Regions from separate parts of the Homo sapiens genome. Here all the other regions are linked to region 3. Evidence: read pairs that join two places in POLR2A ChIA-PET (ENCODE). Cell type or tissue: OCI-LY7. All regions are shown on one strand.

Region 1 (8,000 bases), 150 kb after region 3:
CTTGGAACCAACCCAAATGTCCAACAATGATAGACTGGATTAAGAAAATGTGGCACATATACACCATGGAATACTATGCAGCCATAAAAAATGATGAGTTCATGTCCTTTGTAGGGACATGGATGTAATTGGAAATCATCATTCTCAGTAAACTATCACAAGAACAAAAAACCAAACCCCACATATTCTCACTCATAGGTGGGAATTGAACAATGAGATCACATGGACACAGGAAGGGGAACATCACACTCTGGGGACTGTTGTTGGGTTGGGGGAAGGGGGAGGGATAGCACTGGGAGATATACCTAATGCTAGATGATGAGTTAATGGGTGCAGCGCACCAGCATGGCACATGTATACATATGTAACTAACCTGCACAATGTGCACATGTACCCTAAAACTTAAAGTAAAATAATAAAAAAAAATAAAAAATAAAAAATAAAAAATAAATTACTATATTGGTCTCTTTTATCTTTTTTCTCTATATACACATAAAAGTTATCTTATAAAGACATTTTAATCCAATTTCTAAAATTTAAATATATGCCTGCTCCTTCTTTCATGTCAGAAGTATTTTTTCTCAAGCATGTGTTTTAATAGTTCCATAGATAAATAAAAAAAAAAAATAGTTCCATAGAATTTTACTATTAGAAAAAATATTTTATAAATTTTATACAAGTATATATTTGGGCTATTTATGACTATAAAAACATAATTCTGTTTAAATATTTTCAGATATTCCTAATTATTTACTCACATTAAATCACAAGATACAGAATTGCTATGGAGGAGGGATTGTTGAGGTATTTCATAAATAGACCAAATACTTATTACATGTTTCTTGTATCTATTTTATAGCATTTGTCCTAGTACTGTTGATGAGTTTATCTTCTTTACTATTCTTTGAAACTGTGGAAGACAGATTGCATGTGAATTACCCATAAGTTATGTGTAGGCCCACCATGTAGTTCTTACAGTGTATGAAAATCATTTAAAAAAATAAGCTGTATAATACATATATTTCATTCCCTAAACTGTTATTCTATTCAGTTTACCAAAGTTTCATATTAATGTTTCTACATGATGTGATTAATATATTCTGGCTATGGATTTCTGAAGGTACAGACTCAGAGTGGATCATAACTGGAATTGGAGGCAGAGATCTTACCTCTTGTAATTTTAAGACTGGTAATCGAGGAGTCTTTTGAGTTATTGGATTATCTGCTTGCCCTTATTGCCTAACTCTGGAAATGACAAAACCTGAGGTCCTGAAGGGTTACTCGGCCCTCAGGTGATTACCAGTAAGGTGGCACTGAACAATGTGTCAGTTGAAATGCTTAATGATAACTCTGGTTTCCCACTCTGGATCACTACTACAAACAGCTTTCAGTCTTATGAGGTTCTAGCATTTACTCTACTTCTAGCTCAGATATTTTGATCCTCAGTTCAGAAAGAAATCCATTCATAGTTACCTGTTCTACAACTTGAAATTAGGTGGATTAAAAAGTATATGCATTGACCTAAAGACACTATCGAATTTTAAAATTATACTATTTTAAAGAAATGCAGTGTTTTCGTATTTTGAAAGCGTAAAAGGGTTGATGGAGTTACATCATTAATTCTGTAGATAGAAGTCCAAAAAATACACATCTTGTGTCATGGGAAACTAGCATACCCAGTCATACTGAACTCACCTGGAGCCGAAGCCCATCGCTTCCCTCGGTGCCAACATGCTGTCAGTCAGACACCTCTAACTGGAATATCACGGGCCAGGAACTGCTTGCCTTTTATTTTCCACCTGGAACAAAACATAGTGTCAGTCATTTCTTCATGTTCCTTGAAGCACAATAAGATATTCATTATGTTATCTTTTCCTGTCACATTAGACACTCATTTATCAGAATGCTCAACACAAAGGAAAGAAGTATAAACTCTTCACCTCTATAATTTACATCTGAGGGATTAATATAGCACCTGTATAAGTCAAAGGGACCATCTATATTTTATCTCCTATAAAATCTTCCTTATAAAAGGTTATTTATTACTTGAGCACAATCATTCCTATCCATTTGGTATAAGTAATTGATGCGTTAATTTAAGAAGCCATTTTCCATATAGTGTCCTTGGAAACAGTAAATCAAAATACATTTTTAAACTCCAGAGAGAAGCTGATGTTGAAAATAATTCATTTTCTGAATTCCTTTTTTTTTTTTTAACCATGAAAAGGAATCTCAGTAGGAAACAGAATGTGATAATGCAATTGCATTAGTTTTATGCCTATGCTCTTTTGTATTTCTCAACTTGAGAGACACTGATAAAGAACACTGATGTTTTCTCAAACGCACCAGAGTGTTGCTACTATGGAAATAGACCGCTTGACCTCATGATAAAAATTATAGGCTTGACGAAAACCATAGAGCAGGGCTCCTGTATGAATGGAATGTGCCAGGTAGGGTCTTGTACTGCACACAAATAGAGCTACTGACCTTTAGTATTTTAGCCTTGCTCCAGTTTGGTAGACAACTGGGTGGTTGTAAGGAACTCTAAAAATGCAAGAGATGCAGCACTGTAGCAGTCTTCTTGTGGCTTGTGCAGTCTTTGATTTGTCTATGTCTGCCTCCCCAAGATTTGGAGTTTGTTGCTGAACTGAATTCATGATGAAGATCCTGCAATTTGGTGACCTCCTTTTTGATGCTCACTGCTTATCTGAATCTTCAAAACCAGGATTGACCAGGTCAATAAAACCTATTTCTTGATCTAACTGCCAGAGTACCCATTTACCTCTTGTTGTACCTACTTGGTATTAATTGCTTGCTTGGATCATCACCTGATGCCTGGTAACACCCTCTGTGAATGAATCATGTGGCTCCCTGTATTTTGGTAAATGCAGTGAAATCTGTCTTCTGGTGTCAAGCTTGGAACCACTTATTTTGTCTCATCTTGCTAATACTCATTTAGCTTAAGAGTTTTTTCTATGCAGTACGATGTGAAGGGCTCAAGAAAGTCCCACCAGAATTGCTTAATGTAAATCAAACCTTAAGAGCAAATATCATTCTCTCCTTGTAGCCCTTTTTAATCTCAGATCATTCTGGAATCCACTTTATCACCTTCATTTCTTCTGCTACTGCCACAATAAACTTTCATCAGTTCTCACTTAGATAATAACTTCCTGAATATGGATCTTGTGCCAGGTGAAAACAGATGGCACTTTCAAATTAGGGTAACTTGAGTAGAGCTTAATAAAGAACTCATTTATAAAAGTGTGGGCTGTATGTGGGGAAACCACAAGGAAGGTATGATGGAGTTGATACCATCTCTAGACTTGCAGGGATGAGGGGAGTGAGCAGTTACTGACATCTAAGAGTCAGATATATAGTGGGCCTCTTGGAGAGGAGCAATGATCTTGGTTTGGGAGTCACAGGTAGCGTAAGATGGCAGCACAGATGGAAGTCTGAGGATAAAGGATAAACCCCGCTCATCTTCTCCCTTACCTCTGGTTTCTTGACTAGACTACCTATGGGACAAACCTCACTGGAAGCCTGAGTGCTTTGGAGCCTGTCAATGAACTCCATCAGGCTAGTTGCCAGGGGAATAGGATAGGAAAGAAAGAGTGAGTCTAAAGGAAAAACGGAAGAGATCCAGCTAACACTCTTATGCATACTTAATGGGGTTTGAAATTAGATTTGAGTCCTATCTCTACCTAGATGTATAATTCTAGACCGATAACTTTTATAAATCTTGATATCATTATCTGTACAACAGAGATAATACATTCTTCTGAGTTTTGTTAAATTAAATCGCATAGCATACCTGGAGGCTATAATATTAACAAAAGTGTCAACAGCTCTCCTGTTGAAATACAAAAATAAATCAACAAACACATATATGCTCCAGTCATGCTGAGCTCTTCACCACTTGTTCTAATTGATCATGTATTTTCAAACTTCTGCACTTTCGTAAGGGTTGTTCCCTCCGCTTAAGAATGATTTCTCTTCCTACATTTCAACCCTGATTTGCCTAGAAAACTCTTGCTCATATTTTACAATCTATGAGATATGATCTGAAGGCTTTCTCCAGCTTTTTAATCAAGAAAAGGTGACCATTCCCTTCTTGTTCTTCCATGGCACACAGCTCTCCACAAATCACTTAGACCTGGGGGTGGGCAAGCTTTTGGCTTCCCTGGGCCACACCAGAAAAAAAAAGAGTTGTCTTGGGCTACACATAAGATACACTAACACTAATGACAGCTGATGAGAAAAAGAAAATTCCAAAAAAATCTCATGTTTTCTCATGTTTTAAGAAAATTTGTGAATTTGTGTTGGGCTACATTCAAAGCCGTCCTGGGCCGCATGCTGCCTGTGGGCTACAGGATGGACAAGCTTGATTTAGATCATGCCTGGCTTCCTATATGACTATGAGGGAAGGGAAAAGCTATGTCTGACAGATTTGTATGCTCAAAAGGTGGTTCACAGCCAGGTTCTTAATATTCAATAAACATTAAGTGAATGAAGAAATATGTGTATCTTATTTTAGACAGTCTCACTCTGATGCCCAGGCTGAAGGGCAGTGGCATGATCTCAGCTCGCTGCAATTTCTGCCTCTTGGGTTCAAGTGATTCTCCTGCCTAAGCCTCCCAAGTAGCTGGGATTACAGGAACCCAGCACCACGCCTGGGTAATTTTTGTATTTTTAGTAGAGATGGAGTTTCGCCGTATTGGCCAGGCTGTTCTTGAACTCCTGACATCAAGTGATCCACCGGCCTCAGCCTCCCAAAGTGCTAGGATTACTGGCGTGAGCCACTGAGCCCAGCCAAATGTGTATATCTATAATAAATTTGTCACAATGTAAGGAAAGGGTTCAGTAACTTCAATCCTCTTTTCCCAAAGGACAGATCGGCCTGTGACAACTGGTGCATGGTGGAGAGTAGAACAACTCTGAAGAAGAGGTCCCAAAGGAAACTCCAGTCACTTTTGTAACTTTTCTCTGGGAAGCCTTGCTGGAAAATTCATGTCATTCATTCCAAGGTTGCCAAAAGCACTACAATTGATTGATTTCCAGAAGAAAAATCAGTAGTTATTAGCTAACTATGACAACAAATACTTCTGTGTATATCTAATGTATTTGAATGATTTAAAATAAAGAGTTGAATCTCCAACATTTTCTGAAAGCCCAGCCAAAAGTTCTACCCCACAATTGTTAAAACATTTATTCCATTTTGTGACTAGGTAATGAATTCCTGTGAATCATGAATCTAAGCCACAGGAAATAGTACACAGGACAAAATATTACTCTCACACTTGCCTCCATGCTTCCCATTTCCCACCCTCACCAAAACCACATTGATTGGCATCTGTGTGTCTTTGCAAAATTTCCTTCTGGAAATACAAACGAATACAACCATACATATATTCTTATTCTCCACCTCCTTTAAAAAAATTCAATGATTTACCAATATTATGGGTCTTACATTTTTCACTTAAAGTTAGGTGGGCATTATATCAGTAAATAAAAAGCATCTTCATCATCTTCATTATTTTCAGCTTTATGTTTTTCTATTTTACTGATATACCATAATTTAACCAGCACTCTCCCCAAAACGATTTAAAAAACCCCTTTACCTATTAAAGAGTTTATAATAAATTACTATTTATGCATCAATTTGTATATAAGATGTACATCTGTAGAATAGATTTCTATAAGTATGTGTAGGAAGGTCAAGGGGCAAATGAATCTGTAACTATCAGATATAGTGCCCAATTTCCTTCCTTGAGAATCAAACTAATTTGTGCTTCTACCGACAATCTACAAGATTGCTTGGGTGGGCCGACTTCTACAATTTTGCAAATCTTACAGGTGAAAAGTTTTATATCAATGCTATTTTAATTAGCATTTAAAAAATTATAAGGTAGTTTGAGCATGTTTTCATAATATTTAAAGACATTTGTGTGTATTTTTCTGTGAAATTTGTTAATAGCTTTGCCATTTTTTATCCAAGTTGCAATTTATAACATTCTTTATCATCCTATACATTTTCAAAATGAATGAAAGCCATTAACTACGTCAGCAAAACATTGCTCTGAGTTGTTTTTTTTTTTTTTTAAAGCTTTTGTCCCAAGCTTTTCTTGCAATCCCATATATGAAAACTGAAAATCACAAAGCGGTGCCACAGTGCCCTCTGGTGGCATTCTGCTCCATTGCATCTTCCCTGCACTAACTCGGGGCAAAAGCTGATAGTGGATATAGCTGGATGTCAGTCTTACATAGGCTGTTAGCCTACCCAAGTCTCCTTGGTCCTGAGACAATATCGTAGTACAATCAAACTCAAAATGAAGACATATTAGATCTGTTTTAACCCTTAAAGAACCAGATTAGTACCTGGAACTTGTTAGATATCCTAATAGGCAGGATTCATCTCCTTCCTAGTTGTTACAAAAGATGGCCTTGGAATATTTTGTCAGAGGGCTGCAGTGGAGGTTTATTCTAGGCAGTCAGGCTCTGCTTCATTTTCCCCTGTACAGTAGTCAGATTAAAAGGGCTATCATCACTCTCTGGAATTTTTAGTATTCAATGTATCACAACGTCAGGTCAGTAAGAAGTTTGAAATTCATTCATTCATTCATTCCCAAAATATTTGAAATACTATGTGTAGTGTTCTAAGTATTTGTCAATTATGTTATTGAACAAATCAACAAAAATTACTGTCTTCATGGAACATATCTTCTAGTTGGAGGAGACAATGAATAGCGAACATGTAATTAAGCAAATAATATGCTATATTAGAAGATATTAGAAGCTGTGGGTTTGTGGCTGTTAGATGGCGATATTTTAGTTTAAAATAAAAGTGTAGTCATTTCAAGAAAGCAACATCTGAATAAGAATTTGAAGGAGGTACAGAAGCTAATTGTGCAGTTCTCTAGAGGAAGAGCCTTCTAGGAAGTAGAAACAGCCTTAAACCCATAGCATGCTTGGTAAGTACAGTAGACAACTGAAAAATCCTTTTTCAGGATTAAAGGATTCTTTTTTTCCAAGCTGCTGGGAGTGCTGCTGGACTGCTAGCCCCAGCTCTCATCCCAATCTGCAAATTGCCCTAAGCTGTCCATGCTCCTTCACCAATGTCTCACTAAATATATCTTCCTACATATTTCATTAACAGCTCCATTTTACTTTTTCTTGATTTTTATCTTCATGTCAGAGTATCTAAAAGTTGGAAAACTCAAGGCTTTAGTCTTCTTTTCTTTTAAATGAGCCCAACGACTGGTAAATACAGAGGAGAAAGGCTTAGCCTGTTAGTCACAAGACAGAAAACCTTCCAGTGACGTTGGCTGAAGCCTTTGTTGAGATTGCATTGCAGCTCATCTTTCCTGTTTGCCCATTCTTGCTTTGTTCCCTTCTCTTTCACAGATGTCAATCACTACAAAACTCCTTAACAACCTATAGTAGATATCTACTTATAACAATCTGTCTCAGTCCACCTATTTGAGGAGTAGTAAGGTATCCAGTGTGCAGCTGACAACTCGATACAACATTTATTCATTATTTCCATAAACATTTTTTGAGTATCTACTATGTGCTAGCACTAAGGCTGGCACTTAAAATACAGGAGTACAAATAAAATGCACACACATTTCTTTCTCCATATGAAGCTTTAATTATAGTAGAGAGTACAAAAATTAAATAAGATTAATAAAAAGATTAATAAAAAGATTTTTTTAATATGGGAATGAGGTAAATTCTTACTAAGGCAACATTTGAGTGAAGACCTGAAGGAAAAAAGGGAGTCAGGCATGTGTATAACTGGGTGAAGAGTATTCCAAGAATAGGCCACATGAAGAGCAAAGTCTAAGAAGAGAGCATACATAGATTGCTTAAAAACAGCAAGAAATCCAGCTTTTTTTTTTCCAGTGGATTGAATGAGGGAAAGACATGAGGAGAGTAGGTCAGGGTAATGAGGAGACACATAATCTAAATTTGAGTAAGTTATTTTAAAAACTGGAGACATT
Region 2 (8,000 bases), 180 kb before region 3:
AAAAGTTTTTAAATCTAGGCTGTCCAGTAAGGGAAAATTTCTATTCTTAAAAAGCTGAGTGACTCCTCAGGTAAAACATTATTTCTCTAAATACTTTTCTCCCGCATAAAGTAACCAATGGTCCTTTATGCCAGGGGCATATTTTCCAGAAGACTAATTGGCCCCACCTCTAACCAACTATTTAGTGAATAGAAGGTAGACATGTAGAAGAACAAAATGTCATCCTTGAGGTTGTGGAGATGATCAAACACTGCTTCATTCTGGCATAGAATCCTTACAATTTATGTTTTTTGTCTCTGCACCTACTCAGAATTTCTACCCAGTCCTCAAGTGACAGCTGTGGCACACAAGCTAAAGGCACTTAACTTGCTTCATGATTTCTTGACCAGCTCTTTATTAAGAGTTAGATTTAGCAGGGTTTGCTTGATTCCTTGGTCGATTATTCTGTACATTACTTCTAAGAATTACCTTCTTTCCTGACTCATTGCCTTTCATATGCAGTCTCCAACACTTCATTTATTGTTTATTCTTTATTCGGAGGGAAAAATACTACTTCCCTTTGTTCTGATTCTTTATTTTTCCTGTCTACTTGCAAACTGCTAGAGTATTGTGATTATACCCAATTTCTCAAATTCAAAATGTATTATGTATTGAATTTTCTTTAAAAAATGAAATATAGATCTGTGAGTCTATATTGCTTAAGAAGTGAAGAAATTGGACTTACAATTTGTGCACATATACTTAATTTTTCTATATTCTCGTAGTGATTATCCCTGACATTTATGAATCTACATTGATTTATTAAGTGAAAATTTTAAAAGCCCAATATTTAAAAACTCAGCATGTACTTAAAATGATGAACCTAAAATAGAATCATCTGATTGATCATCAATAAACCCGACAACAATTCAGTCTGAGGTTGTTTCTATATACATACCTAGAAATTTGGAATCTTTCTTTAAACATTTCCCATGCTACCTTAAAAAAACAAAAACAAAACAAAAAAACAGAAGCACAGACAAAAGAAACTTTGGGAAGAAGAGATGTATATCAAGTAACAATGTGAAGGTGTTTTTTGTTGTCGTTGTTTGTTTTTGGGACAGAGTCTCGCTCTGTAGCCCAGGGTAGAGTGCAGTGGTGCAATCTTGGTTCACTGCAACCTCTGCCTCCCAGGTTCAAGCAATTCTCGTGCCTCAGCCTCCCGAGTAGCTGGGATTACAGATGTACGCCACCACACCTGGCTAATTTTTGTATTTTTAGTAGAGATGGGGTTTCCCCATGTTGGCCAGGCTGGTCTGGATCTCCCAACCTTAAGTGATCCACCCGCCTTGTCCTCCCAAAGCGCTGGGATCACAGGTGTGAGACACCGCACCTGGCACAATGTGAACTTTCATAAGCTTGAACTCTCCCTGTGGGAAAACCAAATCCTGTTAGGCTGGTGGGTTGTGTTTTGTCAATTCAGCGTGTAAAAAACACTGTGAAAATGTACATTTAAAAAGTAGATAACTAATTTATAAAAAAATAAGAACATTTAGGCTAATACTCCTGATTGGCAAAATTATGTGAAGATGAATATCGGCGGCCCCTTCTACTCATGGCATATATTTACCAAATGCCTGGTGGGTCCCTTCTTTCCAGCCTTCTCCTCTCATTTATGTTAGTAGTCTGGATTCCGTAGACATTTTGGCTTGGGGGACTACTGACATAGAAATAAAGATGTGCCAAGCTCTGACAATCAGCTATAAACCAGTAGAAATACGTTAGGAATCTTTCGAAAGGCTTTTATAATGTAGCGTATTTCAACGTAATAAGAGCCACGATGAAAATGAGGATAATTACCCACTCAGTCCTTGAACAACTACAACATTATGCAGCCATTAAACATATTTTCAAAAAAATGCCGTATGAAAATATAAACAAGATTTAGTTAAATAACAAAATTAGATCACACAGTTGTAGGTAAATTAGTATTGAGTTATATTATAAAGAGAATTAAGACTACATTTGCACTAGCAAAGCAATAATATCAACGGATTGATAATCACTTAGAAATGTGCTAAATCATGCTAGGGTAACCAATTCTAGGAGCAAGGATTCATATTTACACATTAATTGCAATTAATTATATTTTCATTGAATTTTTTTAGGACAAATTAGTGAGACCAGTATGCTACCTTGGAATAGATGGGGGAAAGTGAAATATTATTTTACAAATATTGTCTAAACTTTAAGGTCTACAGGGGATGTTTGAAAACTTGAGAAGGATGAAAGATGACAATTATCTGAGATTTATGAAGACAGTATTGGTTAAGCAGCATTTTAACTAGTATAATTATTGTTCTGATTACCTTTTTTTAATCATAAAAGTAATTCATTCTCATTGTAGGTGATTGGAGGATAGACAAAGGTAAAAATAAGAAAACAAAAATCATCTGTAATTTTATCAACAATATTTATTAGTAAAAGTTTTGAACTTTCGTTTCCAGTTTTATTTCTGCTAAAACAACCCACATGAAGACCAGGGGCTACCATTTCACTGACCAGTATGTCCAAGCACCTAGAACAGTGATTGGCAAAAACAAGCAATTAGGCACTCAACACATTGATTGAATATGTAATTTCAAAATTAGTCTTCTATTGTACCCTTAATTTTGTGTGTAATTCTCTCTTTTAACATCATATTGTAAACATCGTCCTCTATCATTTAATGTACAAATACAATACCTTTTAATATGGCTACATGATGTACCATAATTCCTTCTGTTGAATATTTAGGTTGTCTTCAAATTATCACTGTCATCAAAATGCTTCAGTGAACATCTCTGCACATAAAGCCAGTAGCATCTGATTATTTAATGATGACATATAAATAACAGAATTGGAAAATCTAGATCAAAATACGCAAATGATTTAATATGTTTTTGCTATATGCCATACACATATCTCCACCAGCAGTGAATGAAGAGCATTGATGCTGACCATTATAAATTTTTTTTCAAATTTTGCAAGAAAAATAAATAGTATATAATTGTTTTGATTCGTAATTATTTAATTACTGATAGTGCTGAATATTTTTGTATATGTCAATAACATCATCTTTAATTGGAAATACTGTTATTCTAAAAATTTAACATAGAATCTGATGTATAAAACATTTGGATGTATCTAATCTGTATATGACTATAAACATAGTCATATATATTTTCATGCTAAATAATGTTATTCATATTATATTGGTCATCCATAGTTTCAGAACACACACACACACCCACGTGTGTATCCATTGTACAATCATTGACATATGTATGTATATATATTTATATATAGTCTGATGACACATGTATATTTATTGACTGATGTAGAAGTATTTAACAGTAAAAATATTAGTGTTGATATGGTTAAAGTATGGAATATTAATTCCTGGTTTATGTTACACATAAAAATGTAATTATGTTTCAAATAATAAAGCTATGCTCATTCTCTCTCTCATACGCACTTTGAACTGGCATGAACAAAATCTCCTGTAGTAATTTCATATACATAAGACTTGACAGACACTTTATATACTTTCACAAGAATTTAAATATATCAGATATTTTTTAGTGTAAAATTAGAAAAAATAATTTAACATGACTATCAATATATTTTAAATTTTCAGCTTTGAGAGACATAATTTATCTGCTATTTTGATAAATTTTATCTATATATAATGAAAATATATGTAAATGAATATAGAAAATTGTGTAATAAAATTGAGTACATATTTACATTAAGTTCCTTTTTTCTTTTTTTATTTGTGGAAAGATGTTTCATTATACCTATCTGTAGGGGGAATAAAAAAAACAGTACTGAAGCTTCTGAAATGAAGTTAGAAAGGTGGTCTTGACTGAGTTCTCAGATGCGAATAGTACAGCTTGTGAGTATGCTTACTGTTCACAGAAGCCCTCTGCCCTGCCACCCCACGACACAAATCTGGTTGCTGCTGGGCATATTTCAAATTCAGAATCATGTAACTAGCAGCAGATGTGTCTGTCTGCAACTGTGATAGGCTCCATCTGCAGTTTGCACCTGTTGTTTTGCTGAGGCCAGAGTGCAGGTGTGCATATAAAAACTCAAAGGGCAAGTAGACAGCAAAATTAAGGAAGTGGTTTTTCCTCTCTCATGATCTGCGTTCCTGTTTTCTTTCTTTCCTTCCACTTCAAAAATTGAGATGCTGATGGAATCATAACCTGTGGTCAGCATCAGCCAATTATCCTAAGATAGTAATTATTGTAATTTTTCACTACAATCTTTGAAAAAAAAGGAATATAAGAAAAACAAATTTGAGAGCCAAAAGAAAAAAAAAGGAGATACATAATTCTTCAAGAGCAGCCTCTGCTTGGACTATTTTGATTCATGTTGATATAAGAAACACTTTGCTGTCAAGGGAAATATTGCTAGTGTGTGATTACATATTCAGAACTTCATCTATTTTTAAGAACATATTTTGTTTAAATATAGTTTTGAAAAACAATACTGAGATATTTTCTAGGGTATTTACATGGCCAGTTCTAGTTTTAAAATCACACTTCTGTAGACCGGTGGTTCTCAAACTTTATTGTACATATGAAGCCACTGCTGATATTGTTAAAATATAGATTTAGGGTAGGGCTGGGGCCTAAGCTTCGCCTTCTGAACAAAGTCTCATGATGCTGATGCTGCTGGTTCAGGGACCATACATATAATAGCTAGGCTGCAGTATACATACATACATATATATATATATATATATATATATATATATATATATGATTGCATCATATGAAGCATGTGGAATAATTTTGAAAACTGTGAAATCATTTAACAAATATAAACAATTTAAATATTAAAACTTTTCGATTACATTGATAATGAACATAATTAATGATAAATCTAAAAAACGTCATTCAATCAGTTATTAAATTATCACATTAGTGTTTTAAGCATTCAGCTATCTTGAGAAAGACATTGGCTTGAGTTCTAATGATAATTGCCTTCACGATCATTGTCCCTGGGTGTGATAGATAGATAAGCATTCTGTTCTTTTTGCCATCTACTTTTGATACATTCTTGCCCTTGTTGTGAGTTTCTTCATGATGTTTACAGAAGGATCTCCCAAATTCTCCCTTCTTCTTTTAGAGCCAAGAAGTTACAAAGCATATCCTTCATTGATCTCTTTAGTTTTTCTATTAAGTTGAACAGCTGAAATCTTAAGTTTATTTGGATCTCACTAATATATCGGTCTTTTCCAATCACATTTTTCTCTTACTCATTTCTACAGTAAGTATGGTTCATGGACTAGTAGCATGGGCACCAAGTGACAGCTTGTTAGAATCTCAGGCCCACCCCCTAGTCTACTAGGAGCCTGTATTTTATAGAGATCCTCGGGTGACTTGTGGGCACGTGAAAATTTGAGAAGCAGTGCTCTGGATAACACTTCTAATAATAAAATATAAATCTCTACTTTAACCTAGATTTAGAAACATGCCTAAAATCAATGGGAGTTTTGGAGACAGACAGATAACTCTTCAAATCCCAGCTGTTCAGCTTTTGAAATGATGCTCTGTTACAGTCTCCTCACGGTCCTCATCAATAATACCTTCTTCACATGTTGTCATAATAGAAGTGTGATGAAAATACAATGTACTCAGTACAGTGTCTGGCATATAATAAATAATCAATTGTTGCTAAAAACATGTATATACGTATGTGTGTATAAATATATAATATACATATATTTATAATTATAGATAAAGAAATTAGAGGAAGGAAAGTTTATGATTGCCAGAGATTACAAAGTGGTTAATTTTAGATCTTTGTGGATCAATGCTGACCTGATTACCAGTGTGATACATTCAAATACCATGTCACTTTGCTATAATAAAGCAATTCTCAGCAGTTCAACTAACTTCATATTTGCAAAGATTCTTACTTTTTCCCTGGCATCATGATCAGCATAGTAATTTTTCTTTTATTATTTTCTCTGAGAAACATTTTTTTAAATGAGGAAAAAATAAGCCCTCTCACAATATATCAATGCAATGTAAAAGACTGTTTAAAATATATTTCTTTGCAAAACATATTAAATGGATCATTATTTACATGAGATCTTCAGAAGTTATCATGGTCTATTGTGCAAATTTTAAACTGACACCAGAAAGGTAAATTATGTTTAGGCAGCTTTCAAAAACTGGAGTTTTGATTCAATAGACCGTAGCATCTCTTTGATGTGCTATTTTGTAATTCTTCAAATTATTTTGCAGTATATGCATAGCTATCATGATGCTGATAGATATTCATATTTAAATTATGAACTAAAGTAACCTTATACCTATATATGCCAATTTTTCATATCAAAAAACACAGAACTGAAAAAGCTGTAGAGCAGAACACAGTATTTGAACACATTTTTGTGGTGGGGTGATTTCTAGATTATCTCTGCATTCGTTAGGCATATCTGCTGTGTCACTTACCAATTTATTGCCTCAGCTCCCAATGCACCCTTCAATATAATAATCAACAGAATTTGTTTAAGCATTTCTCCTTAAAGTGAAGGTGATGTTAAGCTTTCTCAGTAGAAGGCACTGGGGAGAAATTGCAGGAGGAAGGGGCTTCCTGCAATTTCCAGCCCAGGCCAGAAGGGTCAGCAACGTGGGTGTAAGAATATCTAATAGATAATGTCCCAGCAGCCACTGGCTCAATACTTGTCCTTTTGTGACCTTGTTGCCTTGACCTGGCAATATTTCCACAGACACCTTGGACTCCCTGGGCAAGCCCTGCCTAGCTGGCCTGCACTCAACCACCTGCGTCCCAGAGGCTCACAACACCAAGTAGTTGCTCCTCCTGCCAGGTGCAGGCTCTGAAAACCTTCCACCTCCACCAGCACCTGGACTACCTTGCACTTCACACCGGCCACCAGGCGCTGATCTGTTGCTCCTCACCTGCTGGCACTGCACTATAAAGGGTGGCGTGTTTGTGAAGCAGCACCAGACAGCTCCAGCCCGGCCAAACCAGTAAACATCTCTGCTCTCCATTACCAAACCATGTCTTCTCCAAGGGAAGTCTTCCCTATTTGTCCTTCCTTGGATCAAGGGTTGTCTGCTTAGGTTGCCATATAAAATTTCCTTCTATCTTATAGCTACATTTACCATAGTTTGTTTGTTTGTTTGTTCATTAAAGTACTCCCTCTTTAACCTACTGTATGGTTTCTATCTCCTAGTTGGATCCAGACTGCTAGATTGGCTTTCTATAATTAGAAGTGAAAATTGTTCTGGAGATCATTTTGCTATCATAAGGGCTACTACTTAGTGTGAATTACCTTTGTGCCAGGCTCTTTACAAACATTATCTAATTTAATCCTGACAAAAAATCTTATAAAGTGAGTATTATAATCCACATTTTACAGATGAAGTAACTAAGCCTTAAACTTAGAAAATGTACTCAGAGCCAAGTGATAGAGTTGGGCTTCAAAACAAGTCCTCTCTCAATAGGATGGCTGTGTGTATAACTACTCTCTATTTTGTAACCATCCCAAAACTTAACTGTCCAAGAAAACTCCATTTTATTTCTATAATGACTAATGAACGTAATATTTTTAAAGGTTTATTATCCAAATAGAAATCAAAACGTTTCTAGAATGCATTAGCCTGTAGTGCTTATATAGGACATGGTCTTTACCTTCTGAGCTTTCCTGGTTCTGCCAAATTGATACGGTAATATACAGGCTCATAAGAAAGAAAGACACGCTTCAGAAGAGTATATTGTCCGATAACATACAGAGGTCTCGTTACATTTAAATTTCAAATGAAATGATGATTTTCTTTTTTATAAGTATATCCCAAGTAATACAGTGACACCCCCCAAAATTATTTTTTGTTTACCTAAAATTCGAATTTAACTCCATGCCCTGTGTTTTTATTTGCTAAATCTGGCAAGCCTACAAGAGAAGTTTCTCCTTTGCCTGTTACTGTTCCTGTAAGTTT
Region 3 (8,000 bases):
ATTACATAAACCAAAGTGAGAGGCATTCCGCAAAACAACTAAATGGTACTCATAAAATGTTTCAAGATAATGAAAGATAAAGAGAGATTTAGCAATGGTCACAGATCAGCAGAAACTAAGGAAATGGAGCATTTAAATGCAATTCGACATAGTAATTTGGGTGCTGGAACAGAAAAAGAATATTTGTTGAAAAACTAGTAAAATTCCAATAATGTCTCATATTAATTAATATTATAGTACCAGTGTTAATTATACAATTGTACAAATAAATTTTACAATGGCTATGTCAGTTGTTAACATTAGGGGAAGCTGGATATGGGGTACATACAAAAGGTACCATTTTTGCACAATTCCTGCTAGTCAATAATTATTCAAAAAAAATTCAAAGCCAATGCTTCAAGTAGGTCATGATGAAATGAAGGCAACATGCTCCAACATTTTCTTTGTAACCACTAAGTTATTTATTACCACTTTGCTAATGTTATAATTATTCACTATCCTGGTTTTTTCTCCAAATACAATGATGAGAATATATTACTTCTCCATATTTCATTATCAATAATACAAACCAATGGCCTAAGCCTGTTTTCTATTATTATATTTACCTAACCTAAAAATTTTTCATGTCTATTAGAGTATTTCATCAAATTCAAGACAAGCATTTATTGATTGCCATTATTTGCCATGCACTGAAGCAGCTGTAAGATGATTACATTTACCTGCATAAACTAATGAAAACTAGAAAAATTTACATCTTCTATGCCTACTCTAACCCATTATAAGTTAAAACTATTTTGAGAATTATTGATACATTTGCATGCATTTCATGGTTATATTCATGGTGGAAAACTTTATTAGCATCGAGAGAGTATCAAGAACCTGAAGAATTTTACTGTAATAGATTTGTATATAATGGTATGAGGTCATATAAGCATAAGAGTAAAATAAATTACCACATAATCAGCATTTTGTACCATAAATGCTAATACTGAAAACAGCATGTGAGAAACACAACAGAATGTTATAGGCACAGAAGTAAATCACAGTGGACATTCCCTTGCTGGTAGAAGCAAGACGAGGAGTACTTTAAAATCACTTGCAGGTGGCTGGGTCAAATGGTATTTCTAGATCTCGATCCTTGAGGAATCGCCACACTAATGTAAATGATCAGTTAATGGGTGCAGCACACCAACATGGCACATGTACACATACGTAACAAACCTGCATGTTGTGCACATGTACCCTAGAACTTAAAGTATAATAAAAAAAAATCACTTGCAGGTAAGTTGCACTCTAGAGATTCCCATCTTAATACTAATTTTTATTAACTTCATATTTTTACTTATAAAATTGGCTGGGCACAGTGGCTTACATCTGTCTTCCCAGCACTTTGGGAGGCCGAGGCAGGTGGATCAGGAGTTTTGAGACCAGCCTGGCCAAAAGGGCGAAACCCCATCTCTACTAAAGATTCAAAAAAATTAGCTTGTGTGGTGGTGTGCGCCTGAAGTCCCAACTACTTGGAAGTCTGAAGCATGATAATTGCTTGAACCCGGGCAGCGGAGGTTGCAGTGATCTGAGATCGCACCACTACACTCCAGCCTGGGCGACAGAGTGAAATTCCATCTCAATTTAATAAAAAAAAAATACATAAAAATGTTTAAAAATCAATTTTATTTCTCATTTAACTAGATTTTATAAAATATTTCATTAAAAAAAAAAGAACAAACAGTACTACACAACAGTGACACTCTCAGTAGTAAAATAGTTGGGTGGTAGAGAGTGCTACCTCACCAAGCTCAAAATCTTTGTCAGCTTCCAGGTAAAGGTCCAATTGGTTTATGATATATGATGACATATAACGCATTGACAAATATGTATCAAGATTCAGGAAGTGTTTATGTCAACTATGTAAAAAAAAAAAAAAAAGGCCAAATCCTTTACAGTCCAAAATTTAATTAATGTTACTTTTTTTCTGTCAATTTTCTTTTGTCACAGTTTAACTAATATACTCTCCTAAATACATCATTTCATAAAGCAAAGGAAGGGTAAAATAAGATTTCAGAAAAAGAAAAAGAAGATTGAGGAATGGAGAAAAACATACCAGGTAAAAGGGATTTGGGACACCCAATAAGGTGGATAAAGGAAAAGAGGATAAAATAATGCTACTACAAAAGGTCAGAGACCTGAGAAAGATTAAAGACACAAAAGAAATGACAAACAGTAGAAAAATTTGAATCTGAACAACGTATATCAATTTTTTATTTATTATTATTATTATTATTATTATTTGAGACAGTGTCTTGCTCTGTCTCCCAGGCTGGAGTGCAATGGCGTGATCTCGGCTCACTGCAACCTCCACCTCCCAGGTTCAAGAGATTCTCCTGCCTTAGCCTCCTAAGTAGCTGGGACTACAGGCGCCTGCCACCATGCCTGGCTAATTTTTTGTGTTTTTAGTAAAGACAGGATTTTGCCATTTTGACCAGGCTGGCCTCAAACTCCCGACTTAAGGTGATCCACCCCACCTCGGCCTCCCAAAGTGCTGGGATTACAGGCGTGAGCCATCGCGCCCAGCCTGTATACCACTTTTACAATCAGTAGACACTTGGGAAATACAAATAAATCATGAAGTTATAATTTTTCTAAAAATGTTTCTTTCCTTTTATTGTTTTATACACATATGAATGTACAGAGGACAAGCTCCTAGTCAAATTTTCTTTCACAAAAGGATGCCATGAAAAAAGATATAAAAATAGCTCTCTGGCCGGGCGCGGTGACTCACACCTGTAATCCCAGCACTTTGGGAGGCCGAGGTGGGTGGATCACGAAGTCAGGAGATCGAGACCATCCTGACTAACACGGTGAAACCCCGTCCCTACTAAAAATACAAAAAAATTACCCGGGCATGGTGGCAGGCGCCTGTAGTCCCAGCTGCTGGGGAGGCTGAGGCAGGAGAATGGCATGAACCCGGGAGGCAGAGCTTGCAGTGAGCCGAGATCGGGCCACGGCACTCCAGCCTGGGCAACAGTGAGAAGCTCCGTCTCAAAAAAAAAAAAAAGAAAGAAAAAAAAAAGAAAACTAAAACAGCTTTCTAAGGGGTGGTAATGGATTTTATTTAAATCCCGTAGACACAGTATATAATATTAATCTGATACAAAAGAAAAAAATGTTTAAAGGGGGAGAAGTAAAAAGAAAAGCCCAAATAGCCACCAGGTGAGCTCCAGGTGGTTATAACATTTTAGGAAATGTGATAACCAAATCTGGCCATATTTTAAAGAATATTTTTTTTTTCTGCATGAAGTTGACATGCAATAATCAGTGAAGTGTTTAAACAACTATCTAACTCTTCTTTCATGGTCTTCATCTAGGGTCAAAATTAGATCTAAAGTGGAAACAACTAAAAGAACCCTCTGCTTTAGTTATCGCTTTACTCACAAGTTTCCGGTGCCTCTCTAACACTTTCAAAAATTGATTCAAAGTCCTTCATTAAGTTTATGTCTATATTTCATCACCTATCAGCCTACCTGACACATTATACATGTTTAAATATTTTCTGGCTGGCTACATGGACATCTGGAGGGATCTTATAACATTTTTTGCCTTTCCATACATAGTATTTATTGTAGTCTACTTTGAGTTGATATTTATATTTGTATGCCTATATATTTTTCTAAATAGGAATTACATGTTAAAACGTTTCAGAAACCAGGCTCTAACTTTGGTGGAGAAAGCATTAATATACATCCAAGGTAAGCATCATCAAGCGGAATGCCTTGGCCTATAGGCAAGTTCCCGTAGCGTATGAGATTTTCAGTGCGTAACTATTCAAGCTTGGGAAGTGCACTGGATGTCACATAAGAAGTTCACAGAATATAAATAAACTCAAACAATAAATTACTTGCTCCAAAATATTTTATTCTGCACTATTTTTCCCTGTTCACAGGCCAAGACACTCTACTGAGGGGGAGATAATCGACATATTCCCTAGGTGATTAAAACTTTTAAATCGGCCAGGTGCGGTGGCTCACGCCTGTAATCCCAGCACTTTGGGAGGCCGAGGCGGGCGGATCAGGAGATCAGGAGATCAAGACTATCCTGGCTAACACGATGAAACCCCGTCCCTACTAAAAATACAAAAACTTAGCTGGGCGTGGTGGTGGGCGCCTGTAGTCCCAGCTACACAGGAGGCTGAGGAAGGAGAATGGCGTGAACCTGGGAGGCAGAGCTTGCAGTGAGCCGAGATTGCGCCACTGCACTCCAGCCTGGGCAACAGAGCCAAACTCTGTCTCAAAAAAAAAAAAAAAAAAAAAAAAAAAAATTAAATCGAGTCGTAATTTATCAGGACAAGTGCAAATCAAACTTAAGGTAAACATTGTAGCTACTGAAATCTCTCATAAATTCTCTGGATGAACTTCAATTATATTCAGGTCTTCAAAAACAGAGGTTAATCATTTGAGCAAATATTTTATTTATCTTTGTGAAACAACTAAAAGAACACACATAATTTCTTAACTTCATGGGATCAAAGATGATCTTAGCAGGCCAGAACCTCTTTCTAATCTGGTCCCAATTTCCTCTAATTTTAATGTAGAGGTGGGAATATCTGGCTGGGAATCTAGACTGTACTATTCGTTAGCTCTCCATCCTCAGATTTAATGTACCCAAGTCTCGAGTTTCATAGCCTTAAAAAGTGAATGTTTGTTTTGTTTTCTTGATGTATTGTCTTGGACATTGGACAATTTTTCTTAAATGAGAAAAAATATGGCAAAGAATTTTATAAAATGTTTATCCTCCTCATCATCTAATTTGTTTCCTGCCGCTGAAAGCCACCTTCCCCAGGGGCTTGAGAATGACACCTGTCCACTGTGTCACCAGTTGGTTTGCTTCCCTGCTTATTGTTTTCTCTATGAAATCTTAAAACCTAACTAAGGCTTTGCTGCCCACTGCAGGTGGAGAGGAGAATAAATCAATTCCCTTCTGCCTGATTTCAGTGGCTTTATCTCAAATGTTTTGTAAGTTATTCTGTTGCTAATTAAACAATCTCATTTATAGATATTTTCTTCCTATGAACTCAATACTAGTTTAATAGGTATAAATATAAGTTTTGATCAATTATTAAATCCATAACAAAGAAAAATAACAAGGACTTAATGTATATCAATAATTATGTTAGCTTGAAATTAGACATTCACACAAATGTTTGTCTGTCAAATTCAGTTCTTATATTTTTGGCTATTTTCATATTAAAATTGTCTAATGAATCTCTTCAAAACTTGTAATGTGTTTCAGTAGTTGCCTAGAATGGGACCAAGTATGACAATAGGCAATAAATATATTTTGAATAAATGAATGGATCTACACTAATATACAAGTACATGTAAAAACCCAAACTAGCCTTATAACAAGTATGGTAACTAGTTCAGTTTGAACAGGTCCTATGGCATCTTGGAAGACAGATGGTTCAGTACATATCATAAATATATATAATGAACCAGAAAACGTAATAGATAAATGCACTGTGTTTTAACAGCTTATAGTAGAATGCATTAAAGGATTTTCCTTAAAATTTCTACTCTAGTAAAATTTTGTTACAGATTTTTTTTAGGAACTATAAAATATTTTTTCCCACTGTCTTTTTGTTATGCTGCATATAGCCATCATTAAGGGGATTCTCAGCTGGTTTTAAAAGATTTTAGTTTAGTTATATCCTCAGTTAATTGTGTTAGCTAAAATCGGATTATACCTTTAAAAATGAAAAAGGTGTTCTGGAATTATTTGTTAACTGCACACGTTTGTTCTTTAAGAAATTCATAAGATCATAGAATCATGTTTTTTTTAAGCTGAAATAGACTTTAAAAGATGGTAAATGTAAGAAGTTTGTTTTGAACCTGTGCAATTATAATAACGACCTTTAATTCTTTTCTAATGGCCTAGATGGAATTAATTGGTTATTTCAATATCAGGGCTCATCTTGTGTGGAATCATAAAAGAGTCTCTTTCTTATAATGGGTTCTATCACCCCTGATGATAAGTTTCTCTATCAAGCTTATTTAACATGTTCTGAAAGCACATTTTTAAGAGCCTTGGCATTCTCTGTCTTTCTTCCTTTCATCTTTCTTTTACATTATTTGCAGGGAGGAAGAATCCATTTTTGTTTCTTTGTAATTTTGTTTTGGTCAAGCTATCATTTAGATCTTACCAACAGTCTTTCCTTTTAATTATGTTTCCTATATTGAGACTTTTTTTGATTGGAAATAGTATACTATTTACAAAAATCGAGAAATCATTTTTTGCTTATGGGAAGTTATAAGCTATCCAATTTCTAAATAGCAGCCATGCTGCCATCTTCTGGTTATCTTGTAAGAATTTTCTTATGCTTAGAAGCTTTATTTTAAAATGCATCTTGATGTACCTTGAATTTTTTTTTATGTCTACTAAGGACACATATTTGAATAATTAGAGCACTGCATCTAGAGTTCTGTTGTCCTGAAGTCCTAAAGCAAATAAAAACTTAAGTCTTATCATTTTAAATATTATAATCGAATGGGACTCCAAGGATTAAAAAAAATGTTTTATCCCATGATTTGGAGGCCAGTGAGATTTTCTGACACTTTTTAAAAAAATCACATTACTCTTTATTTTTTTCACAGCTTTTCAGTGTGGCAGCAAGATGACCACCCTTCCCTCAGTGAGTGTGAAACTTTTCCAAATCCACAGTTCCTGTTAATATTAGTACTGCATGTTATTTAATGCTGTTTCAGGTAGCACTGAACCACTTGCCAATTTAACTGTCTTATTTCATTTGAAAACTCTGCCAGCACCTATAGTGCAGGCCAAGGGCCACAAAGGAAGGGTAGAAGGAAGCGAGAGTTTCATCTATCTTTAAGAGCTTTTTCATTTTAAGTGATCATTAAGACTTATAGCACTCTTTTTTTGTACATTAGTGTAACCTAATGATGTTCAATTTTTGTATGTGTGAAAATTCCCATTTACCCCACTGGCATTCTTCTCCTAGTAGCCCTGGAGGAAAAAATAGAACAATTTTAGGAGATAAATTTATGTCTCACACTGAAAACTGATTTTAAAATGTAAGATATTACATACATTGCTTCAAATTCAAATGAGGAAGTACACTCAGTGGCTTCAAGCTCTGTGCTATTTTCAGATGACTATATGAGAGTATAAATCATAATAGCTCATTGAAAATCAGAATGCAAATGGCCCCAGTAAATGTTTAGCAACAGAGGATTTTCTCAACTGTTTATTAAGAGCAATCCAAAATCTAAAGCAGCTGGGACAGGTGTTAATTTCAATCCTGTTATTTGTAATTAGTGATGAAATTTAATGGTGTTTATAAGTAACTCTGAAACATTTGTCATATAAACATGGTCTAAATTTAAGGGGTATTAAAATGGAGTTTTTAAGCTTAATAGACTTGGGCAAACAGGTATTTTGAATAATCAACACCTCTGAGAGCATATACCAAATTTAAATGGCAAAATTGGCCCATTTATTGTAGGCACAAAAATGACCTTGTAACTTCTGGATACTGTGTGTGAATGGATATGGATGTGAATTGTACCATACCTAGATGGTTGATTACTATTTGTTTACTAAAATACAGGACCTGAAATTCCATTATTTTGCCATGACAAAATTATTTTTAGTCTCCTATATTCACAAAAATTGCTATTATCATAAGTTGATAGATGCCAATTGAATGGAAATTTTATCATCCCATAGCTTTACTATGAATAAAATGGATGTATCTATAAAACGTGCCATTTGATCCATTTCTCTGAGTTGTTTTGTTTTCTTCCAATTACGAAGACATAATCTTTTTTCATATCCAGAAACAAAAGTAAAACTCCTACTTGGTCAAACTCATGATCTTCTATTATCAGCAGCAAAGTAGAAGTAAATGTATTAAAATGCCCACACATATGTATATGTTATCAATATAAGTAGATAGACAAATGGATGGATGGACGGACAGATAGATA

What was found. ChIA-PET counts read pairs that join two places held together with the same protein. Peaks named below come from ENCODE experiments on the same cell type or tissue, not always from the same donor. Only the 100,000 strongest peaks of a DNase experiment are listed, where the experiment ranks them.
Region 1: POLR2A ChIA-PET joins it to region 3 with 12 read pairs; 2 of 35 experiments call an interaction of 5 or more read pairs at or near these places.
Region 2: POLR2A ChIA-PET joins it to region 3 with 25 read pairs; 4 of 35 experiments call an interaction of 5 or more read pairs at or near these places.

Annotation. Positions count from the first base shown.
Region 1 is chr9:9,936,812-9,944,811 of GRCh38, forward strand. PTPRD (protein tyrosine phosphatase receptor type D) reads right to left here. Exons shown (of 46, transcript NM_002839.4): 5 at 1,696-1,799. Among named protein-coding and RNA genes, the nearest start is that of PTPRD, 670 kb to the right of the region's middle. In OCI-LY7, CTCF peaks have their summits at 6,174 (motif pointing left) and 6,380; a DNase peak (open chromatin) is centred at 6,200.
Region 2 is chr9:9,608,385-9,616,384 of GRCh38, forward strand. The region is part of intron 7 of PTPRD (protein tyrosine phosphatase receptor type D); the gene reads right to left. Among named protein-coding and RNA genes, the nearest start is that of PTPRD-AS1, 750 kb to the left of the region's middle. In OCI-LY7, no CTCF peak of the experiment used is centred here; DNase peaks (open chromatin) are centred at 4,047 and 6,887; H3K4me3 peaks cover 442 bases; H3K27ac peaks cover 2,358 bases.
Region 3 is chr9:9,785,511-9,793,510 of GRCh38, forward strand. All of the region lies in intron 5 of PTPRD (protein tyrosine phosphatase receptor type D), which reads right to left. Among named protein-coding and RNA genes, the nearest start is that of PTPRD, 820 kb to the right of the region's middle. In OCI-LY7, CTCF peaks have their summits at 4,955, 5,158, 6,339 (motif pointing left) and 6,538; DNase peaks (open chromatin) are centred at 4,911, 6,341, 6,821 and 7,161; H3K4me3 peaks cover 1,095 bases; H3K27ac peaks cover 2,821 bases.